Regions from separate parts of the Homo sapiens genome. Here region 2 is linked to region 1. The links are chromatin loops, found by intact Hi-C in ENCODE. Cell type or tissue: chondrocyte. All regions are shown on one strand. Each heading gives the region's core, and the rest is flanking DNA. Links, peaks and the distances in the headings are about the cores only.

Region 1 (11,616 bases), core at 2,071-10,070:
ATTATCTATATTATCTAGATAATATATATTATCTAGATAATATAGATAATATATATTATCTATATTATATAGATAATATATATTATCTAGATAATATATATTATATATATTATCTAGATAATATATATTTATATATAAATATAATAAATATATACATATAAAATAAAAAAGAATGCTTACTCTTATCACTCTTTTGGTTGTTGTTGAGTCAGAGTCTTACTTTGCCACTCAGGCTGGAGTGCAGTGGTGTGATCTCAGCTCACTGCAACCTCCGTCTCCCGGGTTCAAGTGATTCTCCTGCCTCAGCCTCCTGAGTAGCTGGGATTACAGGCACACACCACCACACCCAGCCAATTTTTGTATTTTTAGTAGAGACAAGGTTTCACCATGTTGGCCAGGATGGTCTCTATCTCCTCACCACGTGATCTGCCTGCCTTGGCCTCCCAAAGTGCTGGGATTACAGGCATCAGCCACCACACCTGGCACTTATCACTCTTATTTCTAGCCATCACAATAAGGCAAAAGAGGAAACAAAGAAAACAGATTGTGAAGGAAGAAGTAAAATTGTCCCTATTTACATGTGAAATGATGATCTACATAGGAAATATCAAGAGATATACAAAAAACTTATTAGAACTAATATGGGAACTCATCAAGGTCACAGGACCCAACATCAACACACAAAAATCATTCGCATTTTTATATAGTAATAATGACCACGTGGAAATCAAAATTTAAAACACAATATAATGTACAATCACTCAAAGAAAATATTTAATTATACATGCAAGAAAACATGTATAGTTCTGTAGGCTAAAAATTACCAATGCTAATGAAAGAAAATGATGAAGACCTGAATAAATAGAAAGGCATTTGTATTAGTCCATACTCGCATTGCTATAAGGAACTACCTGAGATTGGATAATTTATTTTAAAAAAGAGCTTTAATTGGCTCATGGTTCCACAGGCTGTACAGGAAGCATGGCTGAAGAGGCCTCAGGAAACTGACAATCATGGCAAAAGGTGAAGAGGAAGGAGGCACATCTTACAAGGCCAGAGCAGGATGAAGAAAGGGTGAAGGGGGAGGTGCTACACAGTTTTAAACAACTAGATCTTGTGAAAACTCGCTCAGTATCACAAGAACAGCAAGGGGGAAGTTTGCCCCCATGATCCAATCACCCCCTACCAGGCCCCTTCTCTAACATTAGGGATTATATTTGACATGAGATTTGGGTGGGGATATAAATCCGAACCATCTCATTCTGCTCCTGGTACCTCTCAAATCTCATGTACTTCTCACATTGTAAAATATAATAATCCCTTCTCAACAGTCTGCCAAGTCTTAACTCATTTCAAGATTAACTCAAAAGTCCATAGTGCAAAGTCTCATTTGAGACAAGGCAAATCCCTTTCACCTATGTGAAAGCCTGTAAAATCAAAAACAAGTTAGTTATTTCCAAGATACAATCAGGTACAGGCATTGGGTAAACACAATTATTCCAAAAGAGAGACAGGCAAAACAAAGAGACTACAGGCCCCATGCAAGTCCATAACCCAGCAGGGCAGTCATTAAATCTTAAAACTCCAAAATAACTTCTTTTGACTCCGTGTCTCAAATCCAGGCCATCCTGATGCAAGGGGTGGGTTCCCAAGGCCCAGAGCACCTGTTCCCCTGTGGCTCTGCAGGGTACAGCTCCCTCAGCTGCTTTCATGGACTGGCATTGAGTGCCTGCAGCTTTTCCAAGAGCATGGTGCAAGCTGTCAGTGGATCTACCATTCTGGGGTCTGGAGGATGGTGGCTGTCTTCTCACAGCTCCACTAGGTAGTGCCCCAGTGGAGACTCTGTGTGGGGGATCCACCCCACATTTCCCCTCCTCACTGCCCTAGTAGAGGTTCTCCATGAGGTCTCTGCTCCTGCAGCAGACTTCCGAACGGACATCCAGGTGTTTCCATACATCCTCCAAAATCTAGGTAGAGGCTCCCAAGCCTCCACTCTTGCCCTATGTGCACCTGCAGGCCTAACACCATGTTGAAGCTGTCAAGACTTACAGCTTGCACTCTGTGGAGCAGTGGCCTGAGACATGTCTGGGGCCCTTTTTAGCCACAACTGGAGCTGGAGTGACTAAGATGCAGGGAGCAGTGTCCCAAGGCTGAGCAGGGCAGCGGGCTCTGGGCCTGACCATGAAACTATTCTTCCCTTCTAGGCCAGGCCTGTGATGGGAGGGGCTGCCACAATGGTCTCTGAAATGCCTTCAAGACATTTTCCCCATTGTTTTGGCTATTAACATTCAGCTCCTCTTCATTTATGCAAATTTCTGCAGCTGGCTTGAATTCCTCCCAAGGAAACCAAAATTTTTTTTCTACCACATGGTCAGGCTGCAAATTTTCTAAACTTTTATGTTCTGCTTCCCTTTCAAATATAAGTTCCAGTTTCAGATCATCTCTTTGCCCATGCATATGACCATATGGTGTTAGAAGCAGTCTGGCTACATCTTGAACATTTTGCTGCTTAGAAATTTCTTCCATCAGATACCCTAAATCATCATTCTCAAGTTCAAAGTTCCAAAGATCCCTAGAGCAGGGGCACAATGTTTCCAGTCTCTTTGCTAAAGCATAGCAAGAATGACTTTTTCTCTAGTCCCCAGTAAGTTCCTCATCTCCATCTGAAACCTCCTGAGCCTGGACTTCATTGTCCATATCACTATCAGTATTTTGGTCACAACCATTCAACAAGTCTCTAGGAAGTTCCAAACTTTCCCTCATCTTGCTGTCTTCTATTGAGATCTCCAAACTGTTCCAACCTCTGCCCATCGCCCAGTTCTAAAGTTGCTTACAGATTTTCAGGTATCTTTATAGCAATGCCCCACTCCTAGGTACCAATTTTCTGTTATTAGTTCATTCTCTCGTTGTTATAAAGAAATACCTGAGACTGGGTAATTTGCAAAGAAAGGACGTGTAGTTGGCTTATGGTTCTTCAGGCTGTACAGGAAGCATGGCTGGGGAGGCCTCAGGAAATTTACAATGATGGCGGAGGCAAATAAAAAGGAAGCATGTTTTACCTGGCCAGAGCAGGAGGAAAAGAGGATGAAGTGGGAGATGTTACATACTTTTAAACAACCAGATCTCATGAGAACTCACTCACTATCATGAGAAAAGCAAGGGAGAAATCCACTCCTATGATCCAATCACCTCTCACCAGGCCCCTCCTCTGGGCCCTCCACTGGGGATTACAATTCAACATGAGATTTGGGCGGGGACACAAATCCAAACCATATCAGCATTCTATGTCCATGGATTGGAAGACTAAATATTCTTAAGATGGCAATACTATTCAAATTGAGCTAGAAATTCAAAACAATTCCTAACAGAACCCCAGCTAAGTTATTTGTAGAAATTGACAAGCTGATCCTAAAATTCATATGTAAATTCAAAGAGATCAAAATAGTCAAAACAATTTTTAAAAAGAAGAGCAATAATGGAATACTAGCACTCCTCAATGTCGAATTTTACTATGCAGGTACTGCAGTCAGTGCAGTGTGCTACCTGCATAAGGACAGACATATAAAATTTTTAGTTCTGAAATAAACCTTCATATTTACAGTCAATGATTTTCAACAAAAATGCCAAGGGGAAAAAATAATCTTTAAAAAACAGTGCTAGGATAATTGGATAAACACACATAAAAAATAGAGTTGAACCCCCTACTTCACACCATATATAACAATTAACTCAAAATTGGTCAAAGACCTAAATGTAAGAGCTGAAACTATAACACTCATAGAATAAAATATTAGGAGTAAATCTTTGTAACCTTCTATGAAACAATGATTTCTTAGATATGACACTAAAGGCAAAAGAACAAAATAAAAAATAGGTAAACTGGACATCATCAAAGTTAAAATCTTTGTGCTTCAAACGATGCTATCAAGAAAGTAGAAAGGCAACCCATAGAATGGAAAAATACATTTGTAAAACATACATCTAATAAGGGACTTAAATCTAAAATATATAAAGAAAATTTTAACATCAACAATAAAAAACAACATAATTAGGTAAAGGATCTATATAGACATTTCTCCAAAGAAGATATTTAAATGGCCAATAAACATATGAAAAGTTTCCCAACATTATTTTTTATTAGGGTATTATAAATTAAAACCACAGTGAGATACCACTTTACACCCACTAGAATAGTATCTTAGTCAATTTTGTGTTACTATAAAAGAATACCTGAGACTGGGTAATTTACAAAGAAAAGAGATTTATTTTGCTCACAGTTCTACAGGCTGAGAAGTTCAAGAGCACAGCCCTGTCTTCTGATGAGGGTTTTTTGCTGCATCACAACATGGCAAAGAGGGTCAAAGGGGAAACAGGCACCTGTGAAGACAGGAAAATCTGAGGGACATCCTGGCTTTATAACAATCTACTCTCACAGTAACTAATCCATTCCTACAAGAACTAATCCAATCTTGTAAGAGTGAGAATTCACTGCTACGAGAATGTCACCAAGCCATCCATGAGGAATCAGCTTCAATTACCCAAATACCACTCACCGACCCCACCTCCCAACATCACTACACTGGGAATCAAATTTCAGCATGAGCTTTACTGGGGACAAACAAACCATATCCAAACCATAGCAGATGGCTAAAATTTTTAAATGACAAAAATAAATGTTAGCAAGAATGTATACAATAGGAATGGAAAGAAAGTATATACAATAAGTCACATTCAGGATAAGGTCATCTGAAAAACATGTCCTTTGACTAATTCCACTGCATTCTTCAAATCTGTCAAAAGACTGATTTGATTTTAATGAAACATTTACTAGGCCCCTGTTATTTGCAAAGTCCCACCATAGACACCATGGAGGATAAGAAAAAATCTAGTTTCTATTTTCGAGGCACAAGCAGTTGCAAAAGCTAAAATTAAACTCAAATTAAGGAAGAAATCATATATATGCCCCCCAAAAAAAGAAAATATTCTGAATGCTTAAACTCATGCATCTGTGTGCATACACATACACCATAAACAAAGTTGACAAATGGGATGGAGGGTATATTTAAATTATCTATAACAAAGGATATATTTCAAGAATTATATAAATAATTCTTTTAAATCATAAAAAATCAATTCCTCAATTTAAAAAATGGCAAGGGACATGGAAAGGCAATTCAAATGAGAACAAACACTAGTAATCAGTACACATGAGAAAAAGTCATTTATATTTTTAAAATTTTTTTTAAATTTAAATATTTAACCTATTAATTCAGCACCTAATAACATAAAAGAAGATTGTTAGAATTAACCACATGGAAATAAAAATTAATACAACTTTTTATTATATAAATTAATACAACAGTTTGGCCATATACATTAAGGTACCCAGCTCCTCTCATAGGGAATGGTTAGACAGTGGATGCAGCCCATGGAGGGCGAGCTGAAGCAGGGTGGGGCATCACCTCACCCGAGAAGCACAAGGGGTCGGGGAACTCCCTCCCTAGACAAGGGAAGCCTTGAAAGACTGTGGCTTGAGGAATGGTGCACTCCAGCCCAGATACTACACTTTTCCCATGGTCATCGCAACTGGCAGACCAGGAGATTCCCTCTGGTGCCTATGCTACCAGGGCCCTGGTTTTCAAGTACAAAACTGGGTGGCCATTTGGGCAGACATCGAGCTAGCTGCAGGAGTTTTTTTTCATACCCCAGTGGTGTCTGGAATGCCAGCGAGACAGAACCATTCACTCCCCTGGAAAGGAGGCTGAGGCCAGAAAGCCAAGTGGTCTAGCTCAGCAGATCCTAACTCCATGGAGCCCAGCAAGCTAAGATTCATTGGCTTGAAATTCTTGCTGCCAGCACAGCAGTCTGAAGTCAACCTGGGAGGCTCAAGCTTGGTGAGGGGAGGGACATCTGCCATTACTGAGGCTTGTGTAGGTGGTTTTCCCCTCACAGTGTAAACAAAGCCACGGAGAAATTCCAACTGGGCACAGCCTTCCACAGCTCAGAAAATCCTCTGAAGCCAGACTGCCTCTCTAGATTCCTCTTCTCTGGGCAGGGCATCTCTGAAAAATAAGGCAGCAGCCCCAGTCAGGGGCTTATAGATAAAACTCCCAACTCCCTAGGACAGAGCACCTGGGGAAAGGGGCAGCTGTGGGCACAACTTCAGCAGACTCAAACACTTCTGCATGCCAGCACTGAAGAGAGCAGCGAATCTCCCAGCACAGCGCTCCAGCTCTGCTAAGGGACAGACTGGCTCCTCAAGTGGATCCCTGACCTCTGTGCCTCCTGACTGGGAGGGGTTGACAGACACCACATACAGGAGAGCTCCGGCTGGTATCTGGCAGGTGCCCCTCTGGGACAAAGCTTCCAGAAGAAGGAACAGGCAGCAATCTTTGCTGTTCTGCAGCCTCCACTGGTGACACCCAGGCAAACAGGGTCTGGAGTGGACCTCCAGCAAACTCCAGCAGACCTGCAGCAGAGGGGCCTGACTATTAGAAGGAAAACTAACAAACAGAAAGGAATAACATCAACATCAACAAAAAGGGCATCCACACAGAAACCCCATCCAAAAGTCACCAACATCAAAGACCAAAGGTAGATAAATCCACGAAGATGGGGAGAAACCCACGCAAACAGGCTGAAAATTCCAAAAATGCCCTTTTTCCTCCAAAGAATTACAACTCCTTGCCAGCAAGGAAACAAAACTGGATGGAGAATGAGTTTGATGAATTGACAGAAGTAGGCTTCAGAAGGTGGGTAACAACAAACTCTTCAAAGCTAAAGGAGCATGGTCTAATCCAATGCAAGGAAGCTAAGATCCTTGAAAAAAAGTTAGATGAATTGCTAACTAGAATAACCAATTTAAAGAACATAAATAACCAGATGGACCTGAAAAACACAGCACAAGAACTTTGTGAAGCATACACAAGTATCAATAGCCGAATTGATAAAGCAGAAAAAAAGATATCAGAGATTGAAATCAGCTTAATTAAATAAAGCGTGAAGACAAAATTAGAGAAAAAAAATGAAAAGGCACGAACAAAGCCTCCAAGAAATATGGGACTATGTGAAAAGACCAAACCTACGTTTGATGGGTGTACATGAAAATGATGGGGAGAATGAAAACAAGTTGGAAAACACTCTTCAGGATATTATCCAGAAGAACTTCCCCATGCTAGCAAGACAGGCCAACATTCAAATTCAGGAAATACAGAGAGCACCTCAATGATATTCATCGAGAGAGCAACCCCAAGACACATAATCTCATCAGATTCACCAAGGTCGAAATGAAGGAAAAAATGTTAAGGGCAGCCAGAGAGAAAGGTCGGGTTACCCACAAAAGGAAGTTAATCAGACTAACAGCGGATGTCTCTGGAAAAAACCCTACAAGCCAGAAGAGAGTGGGGGTTAATATTCAACATTCTTAAAGAAAAGAATTTTCAACCCAGAATTTCATATCCAGCCAAACTAAGCTTCATAAACGAAGGAAAAATAAAAGCTGAGAGACTTTTTCACCACCAGGCCTGCCTTACAAGAACTCCTGAAGGTAGCACTAAACATGGAAAGGAAAAACCAGTACCAGCCACCACAAAAACATACCAAATTGAAAAGACCATTGACACTATGAAGAAACTTCATCAACTAATGGCCAAAATAACCAGCTAGCATCATAATGACAGGATCAACTTCACACATAACAATATTAACCTTAAATGTAAACAGGCTAAACACCCCAATTAAAAGACACAGCCTGGTAAATTGGTTAAAGAGAGGAGACCCATCAATGTGCTGATTCAGGAGACTCATCTCACTTGCAAAGACACATATAGGCTCAAAATAAAGAGATGGAATAATATTTCCAAAGCAAATGGAAAGCAAAAAATAGCAGGGGTTGCAATCCTAGTCTCTGATAAAACAGACTTGAAACCAACAAAGATCAAAAGAGACAAAGAAGGGCATTATATTATGGTAAAGGGATCAATGTAACAAGAAGAGCTAACTATCCTAAATATATATGCACCCAATACAGGAGCACACAGATTCATACAGCAAGTTCTTGGAGACCTACAAAGAGACTTAGACTCCCACATAATGATAGTGGGAGACTTTAACACACCACTGTCAATATTAGACAGATCAACGAGACAGAAAATTAACAAGCATATCCAGGACTTGAACTCAGCTCTGGACCAAGCAGAACTAATACACATTTACAGAACTCTCCACCCCCAACCAACAGACTATACATCCTTCACAGCGTCACATCACACTTATTCTAAAATTGACCACATAATTGGAAATAAAGCACTCCTTAGCAAATGAAAAAAACGGAAATCATAACAGTATCTCAGATCACAGTGCAATAAAATTAGAACTCAGGATTAAGAAACTCACTCAAAACCACACAACTACATAGAAACTGAACAACCTGTCCCTGAATGACTACAGGGGAAATAACAAAGTTAAGGCAGATCTAAGTAAGTTCTTTGAAACACATGAGAACAAAGACACAATGTACCAGAATCTCTGGGACACAATTAAAGCAGTGTTTAGAGGAAAATTTATAGCACTAAATGCTCATAAGAGAAAGCAGGAAAGATCTAAAATTGACACACTAACATCACAATTAAAAGAACTAGAGAAGCAAGAGCAAACAAATTCGAAAGCTAGCAGAAGGCAAGAAATAGCTAAAATCAGAGCAGAACTGAAGAAGATAGAGACACAAAAAACCCTTCAAAAAAATCAATGAATCCAGGAGCTGGATTTTTGAAAAGATCAACAAAATAGACCACTAGCCAGAATAATAAAGAAGAAAAGAGAGAAGAATCAAATAGACGCAATAAAAAATGATAAAAGGAATATGACCATTGATCCCACAGAAATACAAACTACCATCAGAGAATACCATAAACACATCTATGCAAATGAACTAGAAAATCTACAAGAAATGGATAAATTCCTGGACACATACACCCTCCCAAAACTAAACCAGGAAGAAGTCGAATCCCTGACTAAACCAATAACACCTTCTGAAATTGAGGCAGTAATTAATAGCCTACCAACCAAAAAAAGTCCAGGACCAGACAGATTCACAGCCAAATTCTACCAGAGGTACAAAGAGGAGCTGGTACCATTCCTTCTGAAACTATTCCAAACAATAGAAAAAGAGGGACTGCTCCCTAACTTATTTTTTGAGGCCAGCATTATACTGATACCAAAACCTGGCAGAGACGCACACACAAAAAAAGAAAATTTCAGGCCAAGATCCCTGATGAATATCGATGTGAAAATCCTCAATAGAATACTGGAAAAGCGAATCCAGCAACACATTAAAAAGCTTATCCACCACGATCAAGTTGGCTTCATCCCTGGGATGCAAGGCTGGTTCAACATATGCAAATCAATAAATGTAGTCCATCACATAAACAAACCAATGACAAATTCCACATGATTATCTCAATAGATGCAGAAAAGGCTGTTGATAAAATTCAACACAACTTCATGCTAAAAACTCTCAATGAACTAGCTATTGATGGAATGCATCTCAAAATAATAAGAGCTATTTCTGAAAAAACCCACAGCCAATATCACACTGAATGGGCAAAAACTAAAGGCATTCCCTTTGAAAACCTGCACAAGATAAGGATGCCCTCTCTCACTGCTCCTATTCAAAATAGTATTGGAAATTCTGTCCAGGGCAATCAGGCAAGAAAAAGAAATAAAGCGTATTCAAATAGGAAGATAGGAAATCAAATTGTCTCTGCAGATGATAGGATTGTATTTTTAGAAAACCTTGTCGTCTCAGCCCAAAAACTCCTTAAGCTGATAAGCAACTTCAGCAAAGTCTCAGGACAGAAAATCAATGTGCAAAAATCACAAGCATTCCTATACACCAATTATAGACAGAGAGCAAAATCATGAGTGAACTCCAATTCACAATTGCTGCAAAGAGAATAAAATACCTAGGAATCCAACTTACAAGTGATGTGAAGGACCTCTTCAAGGAGAATTACAAACTACTGCTCAAGGAAATAAGAGGGGACACAAACAGGTGGAAAGATATTCCAGGCTCATGAATAGGAAGAGTTGTGAAAATGGCCATATTGTCCAAAGTAATTTATAGATTCAATGCTGTCCCCATCAAGCCACCACTGACTTTCTTCACAGAATTAGAAATACTACTTTAAATTTCATATGGACCAAAAAAGTGCCCACATAGCCAAGACAATCCTAAGCAAAAAGAACAAAGCTGGAGGCACCATGCTACCTGACTTCAAACTATACTACAAGCCTACAGTAACCAAAACAGCATGGTACTAGTACCAATACAGATATATAGACCAATGAAACAGAACAGAGGCTTTAGAAATAATGCCACACATCTACAACCATCTGATCTTTGACAAACCTGACAAAAACAAGCAATGGGAAAGGGTTCTCTATTTAGTAAATGGTATTGGGAAAACTGGCTAGCCATATACAGAAAACTGAAACTGGACCCCTTCCTTACACCTTGCATAAAAATTAATTCAAGATGGATTAAAGATGTAAAAATAAGACCTAAAACCATAAAAACCCCAGAAAAAAGCCTAGGCAATACCTTTCAGGACATAGGAATGGACAAAGACTTCATGACTAAAACACAAAAAGCAATGGCAACAAAAGCCAAAACTGACAAATGAGATCTAATTGAACTAAAGAGCTTCTGCACAGCAAAAAAAAAAAAATTAAAAAAAAAAAAAAAAAAACTACCATCAGAGTGAACTGGCAACCTACAGAATGGAAGAAAATTTTTGCAATCTATCCATGTGACAAAGGGCTAATATCCAGAATCAACAAAGAACTTAAACTTACAAGAAAAAAATCATACAACCTCATCAAAAAGTGGGCAAAGGATATGAACAGACACTTCTCAAAAGAAGACATTTGTGCAGCCAAGAAACATATGAAAAAAGGCTCATCATCACTGGTCATTAGTGAAATGCAAATCAAAACCACAATGAGATACCATCTCACACCAGTTAGAATGGCAATTATTAAAAAGTCAGGAAACCACAGATGCTAGAGAGGATGTGGAGAAATAGGAATGCTTTTACACTGTTGGTGGGAGTGTAAATTATTTCAACCATTGTGGAAGACAGTGTGGTGATTCCTCAAAGATCTAGAACCAGAAATACCATTTGACCCAGCAATCCCATTACTGGACATATACCCAAAGGATTATAAATCATTTTACTATAAAGACATATGCACACGTATGTTTATTGCAGCACTATTCACAATAGCAAAGACTTGGAACCAACCCAAATGCCCATCAATGACAGACTGGATAAAGAAAATGTGGCACATATACACTATGGAATACTATGCAGCCATAAAAAAGGATGAGTTCTTGCTGTTTGCAGGGACATGGATGAAGCTGGAAACCATCATTCTCAGCAAACTAACACAGGAACAGAAAAGCAAACACCACATGTTCTCACTTATAAGTGGGAGTTGAACAATGAGAACACATGGACACAGGGATGGGAATATCACACACTGGGGCCTGTCAGGAGGTGGGGGGCTAGGGGAGGGATAGCACTAGGAGAAATACCTAATGTAGATGACAGGTTG
Region 2 (11,616 bases), core at 1,557-9,556, 57 kb before region 1:
TGCTCTTCTGTCCATCCAAATGAAACCTGCATCTTGCCTCCTATCCACCATTTTCCTAAAAGTCTACAAAGGAAATTATTTTTGAGAGAATAGATGTGATTTTTAACCAGTCATGGAATTAATGTTTGTGCATTAGTCACAGCAATACAAAGTCTTCCCAAGAACATGTGTAATTTTTATTTATCATCCATGTGTTTTCATATCCTTAGAAGCAAAATGTATACTCAATCAATGTTATTAAAATTTGCAACTACTAATGGAATTATTATTTTTTTTTGTTTGGATCATAAAGGCATAGTAATATTTTGATTTTGCAAGTTTACTCCCAATAATTCTAGGTATTTAGTATGCCTTTTAAGCTAATTGTGAATGATAAACATAATCACAGAATACCTGTAAACATATTCACACTCTTCTCAGAAAGTCTGTCCTTGTAGAAACCAGGCTCTTTGTCAAAGTGATTGACAAAATCAAGTCTGGTGTCATGTCCTGAAGCTGAGAGGATGTTTAACCTGGCCTGAGAAAAGAGGCCCCTACTTCACGTCTGCTATCTTTGCCTTTGTCAAAAAATCCTACAAAAATATGAAACCTCAGAACCTCTCTTCAGAAAACATGGAATCCATTGAGTTAGAGCAGAAACAAACTACTGTAACCCAACCTCACACTGCAGCATTTAGTGGAGTCCCCCACCTGGTACTGCAGAATCAGAAACAGGAGCTGATTCTAGCCACAGGGTGCTCTGGCTTTCTCCTTAGCAAGACCCCTATCCCCATAGAAACCAAGTGAGTCAACCAGAAAGCCTGCAGCTTGCAGAGAAGGGTCCCTGGAAAAGAAGGTCTGGCACATGGTCCTATCCTCTATCCTGGTTCCTTTGAAAGCCAGCAAAAAATGATATTGGGTCATAAACTGCTTCTTACACTCTGTGCCCACAAAGATGAGAAGCCAGATTTATGGAAGAAAAGGATGAGGTTTCCCTCTATGTCCCAGTTTTCCCTATATCTCCTGAAATAGAAGGTTAGATGGGGAGTTAAATAGGAAAGTTAGGCAGAAAACAGTTTTGCCTGTCTCTTGATATCTAAATCCTTACACTACTAACTTACATAGTATACCAGGCCATCTAATGTTAGCAGCTACTATTTGTCAAGCAACTTCTATGGGCCTTGTCACCATCTACACACTTTACAAGCATTGTCTCATTTAAATTTGATTTTTACAACAACCCTCTAAAGTAGGTAATACTCTAAGCCTCATTTTACAAATGAAGAAATCAAGGTTAAGAAAGGTGCCCAAGGTCTCATAACCTTGAAGTGATAAGGCTGGGATTTGAACCCACATATGACTTCCACTCTGCTATGCTCCCTCTAAGACTGAAGTCCTGCCTATCTCTTTGCCAGCTCTCCTACCCAACCTCCCATCTCCAGCAACCCCACATATACTATACCTTATTACACTTCCAATGATCATCTGCTCAGACTATCACCTATCAAACTTTCTCATCTCAACTACCAGCTTTTTGTCTACTTATTTTGCTAGCTATTGAGAGAGGTATATTTATGTCTTTTGGTTTACTAATCATTTCTTTTACATGGTCTAAGCTGCTCTTAAATCTATCTGTTGAGATCTTTATTTCAATTTGTGTGCTCTTTTCCTTCTAGAATTCCCATCTGGTTCTTTTAAATAGATTTTAGCTCTCTGGAGTTCTCCTTATTTTAGCTATCTTTTTTCTTTTTCTTTTCTATTTTTGTGAACATATTAATCATAATTATTTAAAAGTCCTTGTCTGATAACAATAATATCTGAAACATCTATGGGTCTGTTTTGTTTCTATTGGCTATTTTTTCTCTTTCTCTTTCACGGTAAACCAGAATACCTCTGGTTTTTGGAATGTTAGCTCTCCAGGGTTTCCAATGGAGAATTTGGCATGTTTACCCTTGATGGGTCCAGAATTTTAATACTTGACTCGACACAGTTTAATGGCACTTTACTTTCAAAAGTTTTCTTTTTTTTTCTTTTTCATTTTATTATTATTATACTTTAAGTTTTAGGGTAGATGTGCACAATGTGCAGGTTAGTTACATATGTATACATGTGTCATGCTGGTGTGCTGCACCCATTAACTCGTCATTTAACATTAGGTATATCTCCTAAAGCGATCCCTCTCCCCCTCCCCCCACCCACAACAGTCCCCAGAGTGTGATGTTCCCCTTCCTGTGTCCATGTGTTCTCATTGTTCAATTCCCACCTATGAGTGAGAATATGCGGTGTTTGGTTTTTTGTCCTTGCGATAGTTTACTGAGAATGATGATTTCCAATTTAATCCATGTCCCTACAAAGGACATGAACTCATCCTTTTTTATGGTTGCATAGTATTCCATGGTGTATATGTGCCACATTTGCTTAATCCAGTCTATCATTGTTGGACATTTGGCTTGGTTCCAAGTCTGTGCTATTGTGAATAGTGCCGCAATAAATATACGTGTGCATGTGTCTTTATAGCAGCATGATTTATAGTCCTTTGGGATGGCTGGGTCAAATGATATTTCTAGTTCTAGATCCCTGAGGAATCACCAAACTGACTTCCACAAGGGTTGAACTAGTTTACAGTCCCACCAACAGTGTAAAAGTGTTCCTATTTCTCCACATCCTCTCCAGCACCTGTTGTTTCCTGACTTTTTAATGATTGCCATTCTAACTGGTGTGAGATGGTATCTCATTGTGGTTTTGATTTGCATTTCTCTGATGGCCAGTGATGGTGAGCATTTTTTCATGTGTTTTTTGGCTGCATAAATGTCTTCTTTTGAGAAGTGTCTGTTCATGTCCTTCACCCACTTTTTGATGGGGTTGTTTGTTTTTTTCTTGTAAATTTGTTTGAGTTCATTGTAGATTCTGGATATTAGCTCTTTGTCAGATGAGTAGGTTGCGAAAATTTTCTCCCATTTTGTAGGTTGCCTGTTAACTCTGATGGTAGTTTCTTTTGCTATGCAGAAGCTCTTTAGTTTAATTAGATCCCATTTGTCAATTTTGGCTTTTGTTGCCATTGCTTTTGGTGTTTTGGACATGAAGCCCTTGCCCATGCCTATGTCCTGAATGGTAATGCCTAGGTTTTCTTCTAGGGTTTTTATGGTTTTAGGTCTAACGTTTAAGTCTTTAATCCATCTTGAATTAATTTTTGTATAAGGTGTAAGGAAGGGATCCAGTTTCAGCTTTCTGCATATGGCTAGCCAGTTTTCCCAGCAACATTTATTCAATAGGGAATCCTTTCCCCATTGCTTGTTTTCATCAGGTTTGTCAAAGATCAGATAGTTGTAGATATGCGGTGTTATTTCTGAGGGCTGTGTTCTGTTCCATTGATCTATATCTCTGTTTTGGTACCAGTACCATGCTGTTTTGGTTACTGTAGCCTTGTAGTTTAGTTTGAAGTCAGGTAGAATGATGCCTCCAGCTTTGTTCTTTTGACTTAGGATTGACTTGGTGATGTGGGCTGTTTTTTGGTTCCATATGAACTTTAAAGTAGTTTTTTCTAATTCTGTGAAGAAAGTCATTGGTAGCTTGATGGGGATGGCATTGAATCGATAAATTACCTTGGGCAATATGGCCATTTCTCTTTAGCTTTTTAGCCTTCTGAGCTCCAGAATTTGGCAACCATCTTAAGGCAAAAACCAGCTATTCATAGGCTCAGCTCTCTGCCTTTCTCATGTAACTGTGCTCTGCCATATTCTCCTGTTTTGTTTCTCCAGCACCAAGGCACTACCAAAAGCTCTGTTGGTTTCTCTAACTCTCAGCAGCAGCCTTCTGACTGGGGCCATGTCTGTGTTTTCAGCCTACTGCAAACCAGAAAGCAGAAAATACCCACAAAGAAAAAGTAGCTGTACAAATGTTAGTTCACCTCTCTGCAGATTTTACAGGCTCATAGGTGGAAGGAGCTTGCCTTGTCTCAGATGAGACTTTGAATTGTGGAATTTTGGGTTAATGCTGAAATGAGTTAAGAGTTTGGGGGACTGTTGGGAAGGCATGATTGGTTTTGAAATGTGAGGACATGAGATTTGGCAGGGGCTGGGGTGGAATAATATGGTTTGGCTCTGTGTCCCCACCCAAATCTCATCCTGAGTTGTACTCCCATAATTGCCATATGTTATGGGAGGGACCCAGTGGGAGACAATTGAATCACGGGGGTGGTTTCCCCCATACTGTTCCCATGGTAGTGAATAAGTCTCACAAATCTGATGATTCTATCAGGGATTTCTGCTTTTGCGTCTTCCTCATTCTCTCTGCTTACTGCTGTCCATGTAAGATCTGACTTGATCCTCCTTGCCTTCTGCCATGATTGTGAGGTTTCCCCTGCCACGTGGAACTGTAAGTCCAATTAAACCTTTTTCTTTTGTAAATTGCCCAGTCTCAGGTTTGTCTTTATCAGCAGCGTGAAAACGGACTAATACACCAACCTACACCATCCTACCTTGGTCTTAAGATACCTGCACGCACACACACCCTCACCTACACTATTTCTCATTCCCTGATTTTGCAACTTGCCTTGCATCCTAACATCAAATCTAAAATGGTCTTTCTGACATTCCAATTTCTTTTTAGCAGCAACATAGCAACAATATTTTGTTGTCTTACTTTGAACCGTGATTAGTTAAAGTCCCCAGATATCATGACACCAAATAGTTGCCAGGCTAGGCCTCCTCCTTTACTTCTCATGAAATTCATTAAAAAAAAAAAAAAACTTTTATTTTAGGTTCAGGGGTACATGTGCAAGTTTGTTATGTAGGTAAACTTGTGTCACTTTTTTTGTAAAGATTATTCCATCACATACGTACTAAGCTTAGTACCCAATAATTATTTTTCCTGATCATCTCTCTTCTCCCACCCTCCACCCTCAAGTAGGCCCCAGTGTCCGTTGTTCCCCTCTCTATGTCCATGTGTTTGAATCTTTTAGCTCCCACTTATAAGTGAGGGCATGTGGTGTTTTGTTTGCTGTTCATGCATTAGTTTGCCAAGGATAATGGCCTCCAGCACCATCTATGTTCCTGCAAAGGACATGATCTCATTCTTGTTTATAGCTGCATATTATTCCATGGTTTATATGTACATTTTCTTTATGCAGTCTGTCATTGATGGGCATTTAGGTTGATTCCATGTCTTTGGTATTGTGAATAGTGCTGGGGTGAATATACACATGCATGTGTCTTTATGGTAGAAGTATTTATATTGTTTTGAGTATATACCCAGTAATGGGATTACTGGGTTTAATAGTAGTTCTGTTTTTAGCTCTTTGAGGAATCACCACACTGCTTTCCACAATGGCTGAACTCCCACCAACAGTATATAAGTGTTCTCTTGGCAGACAAGTCAGCTCACCGGAGGCGGAGGCAGCGTGGCGGCTGGGGTGTGGCGCAGGACCGAGCCCTGGCGGAGCAGGGCCGCGGGGCGGGCGGGTGAGCCCTGGGCGAGGTGGCCTCTGCTTGCTCAGTGTCCCCGCGCCATTGTTGGGGGAGGGGGCTGCTGCTGAGCGAGGCAGAGTAGGGCGCAAGCGAAGGCGCCAGAGGCGGCGGAGAGGGGCGGAGGCGCCCCATGGGGAACACGCTGACTTGTTGCGTGTCCCTCAATGCCAGCCCCAAGCTGGGCCGGCGCGCCGGATCCCCGCGTCCGACATCTACGAGGCGGCGTCCGGGGACGAGGTGGCGGTAGCGCCTGCTGCTGCGGAGCCTCCCGAGTTTGATTTCGGAGAAGGCGAGGGCCACCACCTGCAGCACATCAGCGACCGCGAGATGCCCAAAGATTTAGCATTGGAGTCAAACCCTTCTGACCATCCAAGGGCAAGCACAATTTTCCTGCGCAAATCTCAAACGGATGTGAGAGAAAAGAGGAAGAGCAACCATTTAAACCATGTATCTCCAGGGCAGCTTACTAAAAAGTATAGCTCATGCTCAACAATATTTCTATATGACAGCACAGTCAACCAGCCTAACCTTAGAACCACAGTAAAATGTGTGACCTTAGCAATATATCACCACATAAAGAACAGAGATGCAAATAGATCCCTGGATATTTTTGATGAGAGATCACATCCACTTACACGAGAAAAAGTTCCAGAAGAATAGTTTAAGCATGATCCTGAGCACAAATTTATTTACAGATTTGTTCATACTCCTTTTAGTGCTGCACAGCTAACAGCTGAATGTGCAATAGTAACTTTGGTTTACTTAGAAAAGCTTTTAACTTATGCTGAAACCAACATTTGTCCCACTAACTGGAAAAGGATTGGTCTGCGAGCCATTCTTGCCTCCAAGGTTTGGAACCATCAGGCTGTATGGAATATGGACTACTGCCAGATCTTCAAGGACATTACAGGTGAGGACATGAATGAAATGGAAAGGCATTTTTTGATGCTTCTTCAGTTTAATCTTAATGTTCCTGCCAGTGTTTATGCCAAATACTACTTTGATCTTCGCTCCTTAGCAGATGACAATAACCTGAATTTTCTATTTGCTCCTCTTAGCAAAAAAAGAGCACAGAACCTAGAGGCTATTTCTAGATTGTGTGAAGACAAAGACTTGTGGAGAGCCCTATGAGAAGGTCTTTCAGCACTGATGACTTCATTGGTATTCAGCACTCTAAAGCCATCCTCTCTTAAAGGGAGAAATGAGGGGTTATAACGTCACAGGACCTTTATCTACAAAGACTGGAGAAATATCACCTTTCCTGCTCAAAACCCAGCAAAATTAGTGTTTTCATTAAAAGGATAGATCTCGAATTCAAGAGATTCATGGACAACAAGGATTGTACTCCATAGAAAAGAATGGGACCTTGTCAATGCAACAAAACATTCTTCTGTCCTTTTTAATGTAAACAGAGTTACAAAAAACACTCCAAAGTGAAGGTTCCTTTCCCACACAGATATTTGCTTACTATATGGGCTGATAGCTGTGAACTATGTAAGGTTTTTTTAAACAATAGTTTAAATTTTTAAACTTTAAAGACACTAACCATATAACTTTTATGCTTTTTCCAATTTTTCTCCCTCCCCACATTTTGCTGCATATGCCTTTAGAATCAATGCAGTATTATCATTAAAACATGGTACTCTAAAGACACTTAGGAGCAGACTGCACCATTGTTAGGTAATGAAGGATTCTTCCTCCCTACCATTGAAGCTGCTAGTCATAGGCAATCATTTTAAGCCAAAAACCTGCTGGATAACATTTGTCATTCATATTCTTTGCAAACATTACTTTAGCATTTTAGCATGTTTGGGGTCATAAACAGAGGAAGTATCGTTATTGATATCTACTTCTTTTATTTATTTATTTTTTATTATACTTTAAGTTCTGGGGTAATGTGCAGAACGTGCAGTTTTGTTACACAGGTATACATGTGCCATGGTGGTTTGCTGCACCCATCAACCCGTCACCTATATTAGGTATTTCTCCTAATGCTATCCCTCCCCTATCCCCCCACCCCCCAACAGGCCTCGGTGTGTGATATTTCCCTCCCTGTGTCCATGTGTTCTCATTGTTCAACTCCCACTTATGAATGAGAACATGCAGTGTTTAGTTTTCTGTTCTTGTGATAGTTTTCTGAGAATGATGGCTTCCAGCTTCATCCATGTCCCAGCAAAGGACATGAACTCATCCTTTTTTATGGCTGCATAGTATTCCATGGTGTGTATGTGCCACATTTTCATAATCCAGTCTATCACTGATGTACATTTGGGTTGGTTCCAAGTCTTGCTATTGTGAATAGTGCTGCAATAAACATACATGTGCATGTGTCTTTATAGTAGCATGATTTATAATCCTTTGGGTATATACCCAGTAATGGAATCACTGGGTCAAATGGTATTTCTAGCTCTATATCCTTGAGGAATCACCACACTGTCTTCCACAATGGTTGAACTAATATTACACTCCTACCAACAGTGTAAAAGCATTCCTATTTCTCCACATCCTCTCCAGCATCTGCTGTTTCCTGACTTTTTAAAGATCACCATTCTAACTGGCATGACATGGATTTGCATTTCTCTAATGACCAGTGATGATGAGCATTTTTTCATATCTTTGTTGGCTGCATGACTTCTCCTTCTTCTATTGGGGTCCATGTTGCATTTCTTGTGAACTAAGAATGATGCTTCTCATTTTCTGATAATTTTTCCCTTGTTAAATAAGTGTATTAATACATATTTTCATAATGCCAACCAACATGGTGGCTTAGTGACAATGAAAAAAAAAAGTAAAGCGGTTTTAAGCTTTAATATAGCTCAGGCCCTCGAAGGCACTGCAGCGTGAGTATAAATGCTATGAACCTTTTAAAAAACATCGTTTGAAAAAATTTTTTTAAGAGATGAGGTCTTGCTCTGTTGTCCAGGCTGGAGTGCAGTGGCTGTTCACAGGTGCAATCATGGTGCACTGCAGCCTAGAACTTCTGACCTCAAGCCATCCTCTAGCATCAGTGACATGAGTGGCTGGGACTACAGGCACACCTGGCACTTGTCTCCTGAATAGTTTAATTTTTTGTTTCAGTCACTTTTGAAGATAGCAGACTTTCACTGAGGCAAACAATTAAAAGCTTTATATTAAAAATTTGCAAAATGAAGCTGGGTGTGGTGGTGCATGCCTATAATCCCACCTGCTTGGGGGGCTGGGGTTGGAGGACTGCTTGAGGTCAAGTATTGGAGGCTGCAGTGCACCATGATGGTGCCTATAGGAATTGCTACTGCACTCCAAACTGGACAACATAGCGAGACCACATCTCTTAAAAAAATGCAAAATTAAATGCGAAAGAAAAGGGCTGGACATAGTGATTCATGCCTACAATCTCAGTACTTTGCATGGCTGAGGTGGGAGGATTGCTTGAGCACAGGTGTTCAAGACCAGTCTAGGCAACATATTGATACCCTGTCTGTAAAAAAAATAATAATAAATAAAAATAATTAGCTGGATGTGGTTGCATGTGTCTGTAGTCCTAGCTACCCTGGAGGCTGAGGTCGGAGGATCACTTGAGCCCAGGAGGTCAAGGCTGCAGTGAGCCATGATCATGCCACTGCACTCCAGCCTGGGTAACTTCCAGACCCTGTCTAAAATAAAAAAAGAAAAAGAAAAACGTTCAAACAAGTTTTTGTAAAGGTTTGTGGTTTGTAGCATTTATACTTCTACATATATCAAAGCTTAAAATTACACTAAACTTTTGGAATACCTTGTATCTCCATAAAATGCCCTCCTCTTTTTAAAAGTAGCTACTTGCAGGGTTGTGCTCTATATGCTTTGATCACCAAAGTTTCTTTAATGTAAAGGAAGATTTTGAAGAGCAGTGTTAATTAGCATGTAATAAAAGGAAATGGACCCTAATGATAGAAGGTGATATGAACAGTTCTTTTATCATCCTACGTTACCAAGCTGTAGGTGTCCCATTAAGTCCTGCTATTTAAGAAACTACTTACATAACCCTTAGGAAGTCTTACTTCAGGCTTTAAAAGGCAAGGAGCAAATAATTTTAGGAGACTGATAACAAAGTCACCTAAATTTGAAATATTAAAAAGAGATTAGTGTTCTAAACTAGATGAAATCTATTTCTGGCCGGGTGTGGTAGCTCACACCTGTAATCCTAGCACTTTGAGAGGCTAAGGCTGGCAGATTACCTGAGGTCATGAATTCGAGACCAGCCTGGCCAGCATGGGGAAACCCCGTCTCTACTAAGAATACAAAAATTGGCCGGGCGTGGTAGCGTGCACCTGTGGTCTCAGCTGCTTGGGGGACTGAGACAGGAGAATTGCTTGAACCCGGGAGGCGGAGGTTGCAATGAGCAGAGATGGTGCCACTGCACTCCAGCCTGGGCGACAAAGTGAGACTCTGTCTCAAAAATAAAATAAAATAAAATAAAATAGAAAAGAAAAGCTAATAAACTCTATTTTAATTTTACAAAAAAGTGTTCTCTTTTCTCCACAAGCTTGCCAGTATCTTTTATTTTTTTGATATTTTAATAATAGCCATTCTGACTGCTGTGAGATGGTCTCTCATTGTAGTTTTGATTTGCATTTCTCTAGTCATCAGGAATATTGAGCTTTATTTCATATGCATGTTGGCCACATGTATGTCTTCTTTTGATAAATGTCTATTAATGTTCTCTGCCCACTTTTTAATAGGGTTGTTTGTTTGTTTTTTTCTTGGAAATTTGTTAAAGTTTCTTATAGATGCTGGATGTTAGACCTTTGTATGTTGCATAGTTTGCAAATATTTTCTCCTGTTCTGTAGGTTGTCTGTTTACTCTGTTGATAGTTTCTGTTGCTGTGCAAAAGCTCTTTAGTTTAATTATTTCCCATCTGTCAATTTTTGCTTTTGTTGCAGTTGCTTTTGGTGGATTCATCATGAACTCTTTGCTAGTTCTTATGTCCAGAATGGTATTGCCTACGTTGTCTTCCAGGGTTTTTATAGTTCTGGGATTTACATTTAAGTCTTCAATCCATCTAGAGTTGATTTTTATATATTGTATAAGGATGAGGTCCAGTTTCAATCTTCTGCATAGTGCTAGCCAGTTATCTCAGCACCATTTATTGAATAGGGAGTCCTTTTCCTGTTGCTTTTGTCAGCTTTGTCAAAGTTCAGATGGTTGTAGGTGTGTGTCCTTATTTCTGGGCTCTCTAATCTGTTTAATTGGTCTATGTGTCTGTTTTTCTATGAGTACCATGCTATTTTGGTTGTTGTAGCCCTGTAGTATAGTTTGAAGTTTGGTGATGTGATGCCTCCAGCTTTGTTCTTTTTGCTTAGAATTGCCTTGGCTATTTGGGATCTTTTTTGGTTCCATATGAATCTTAAAATAGTTTTTGCTTTTTCTTTCTTTTTTTGTTTTTTGAGAGGGAGTCTCGCTCTGTTGCCCAGGCTGGAGTGCAAAGGCACGATCTCAGCTCACTGCAACCTCCACCTCCCGGATTCAAGTGATTCTTCCAACTCAGCCTCCCAAGTAGCTGGGATTACAGGTACCCATCATCACGCCCGGCGAATTTTTGTATTTTTGTAGAGATGGGGGTTTCACCATGTTCAGGCTGGCCTTGAACTCATGATCTCAGGTGATCCACCCTCCTCAGCCTCCCAAAGTGCTGGGATTACAGGTGTGAGCCAACACATCTGGCCTTAAAATATTTTTTTCTAGTTTGGTGAAAAATGTCATTGGTAGTTTGATATAGTATTGACTCTGTACATTGCTTTGGGCAGTATGGCCATTTTAATGATACTGATTTCTCCTGTCCATAAGCATGGAATGTTTTTCCCTTTGTGTCATTTTTGATTTCTTTGAGCAGTGTTTTGTAATTATCATTACAGAGAACTTTCTCCTAACTGGTTAGTTGTATTCCTAGGTATTTTATAATTGTGGCAAATGTGAATGGGATAGCATTCCTGATTTGGCTCTCAGCTTGACTGTTGTTGCATAGGAATGCTACTGATTTTCGTACATTGATTTAGTATTCTGAAACTTTATGAAGTTGTTTATTAGCTTAAAGAGCTTTTGGGCTGAGACTATGGGGGTTTTCTAGATATAGAATCATGTTGTCTGCAAACAGGAATAGTTTGAATTTCTCTCTTCCTATTTGGATGCTTGTGATGGTTAATATTGAGTGTCAAC

Evidence for each region. Hi-C counts contacts between places; a loop is a spot of excess contacts. Peaks named below come from ENCODE experiments on the same cell type or tissue, not always from the same donor. Only the 100,000 strongest peaks of a DNase experiment are listed, where the experiment ranks them.
Region 2: it touches region 1 in a loop (5-fold over the local background); 2 of 110 quality-filtered maps call a loop at or near these places.

What each region holds. Positions count from the first base shown.
Region 1 is chrX:65,759,512-65,771,127 of GRCh38, reverse strand. No RefSeq gene overlaps it. Among named protein-coding and RNA genes, the nearest start is that of MSN, 98 kb to the right of the region's middle. In chondrocyte, for the core only: no CTCF peak of the experiment used is centred there; no DNase peak of the experiment used is centred there.
Region 2 is chrX:65,816,208-65,827,823 of GRCh38, reverse strand. It overlaps the pseudogene CCNYL5. Among named protein-coding and RNA genes, the nearest start is that of MSN, 150 kb to the right of the region's middle. RefSeq lists a silencer at 5,362-5,511. In chondrocyte, for the core only: no CTCF peak of the experiment used is centred there; a DNase peak (open chromatin) is centred at 5,587.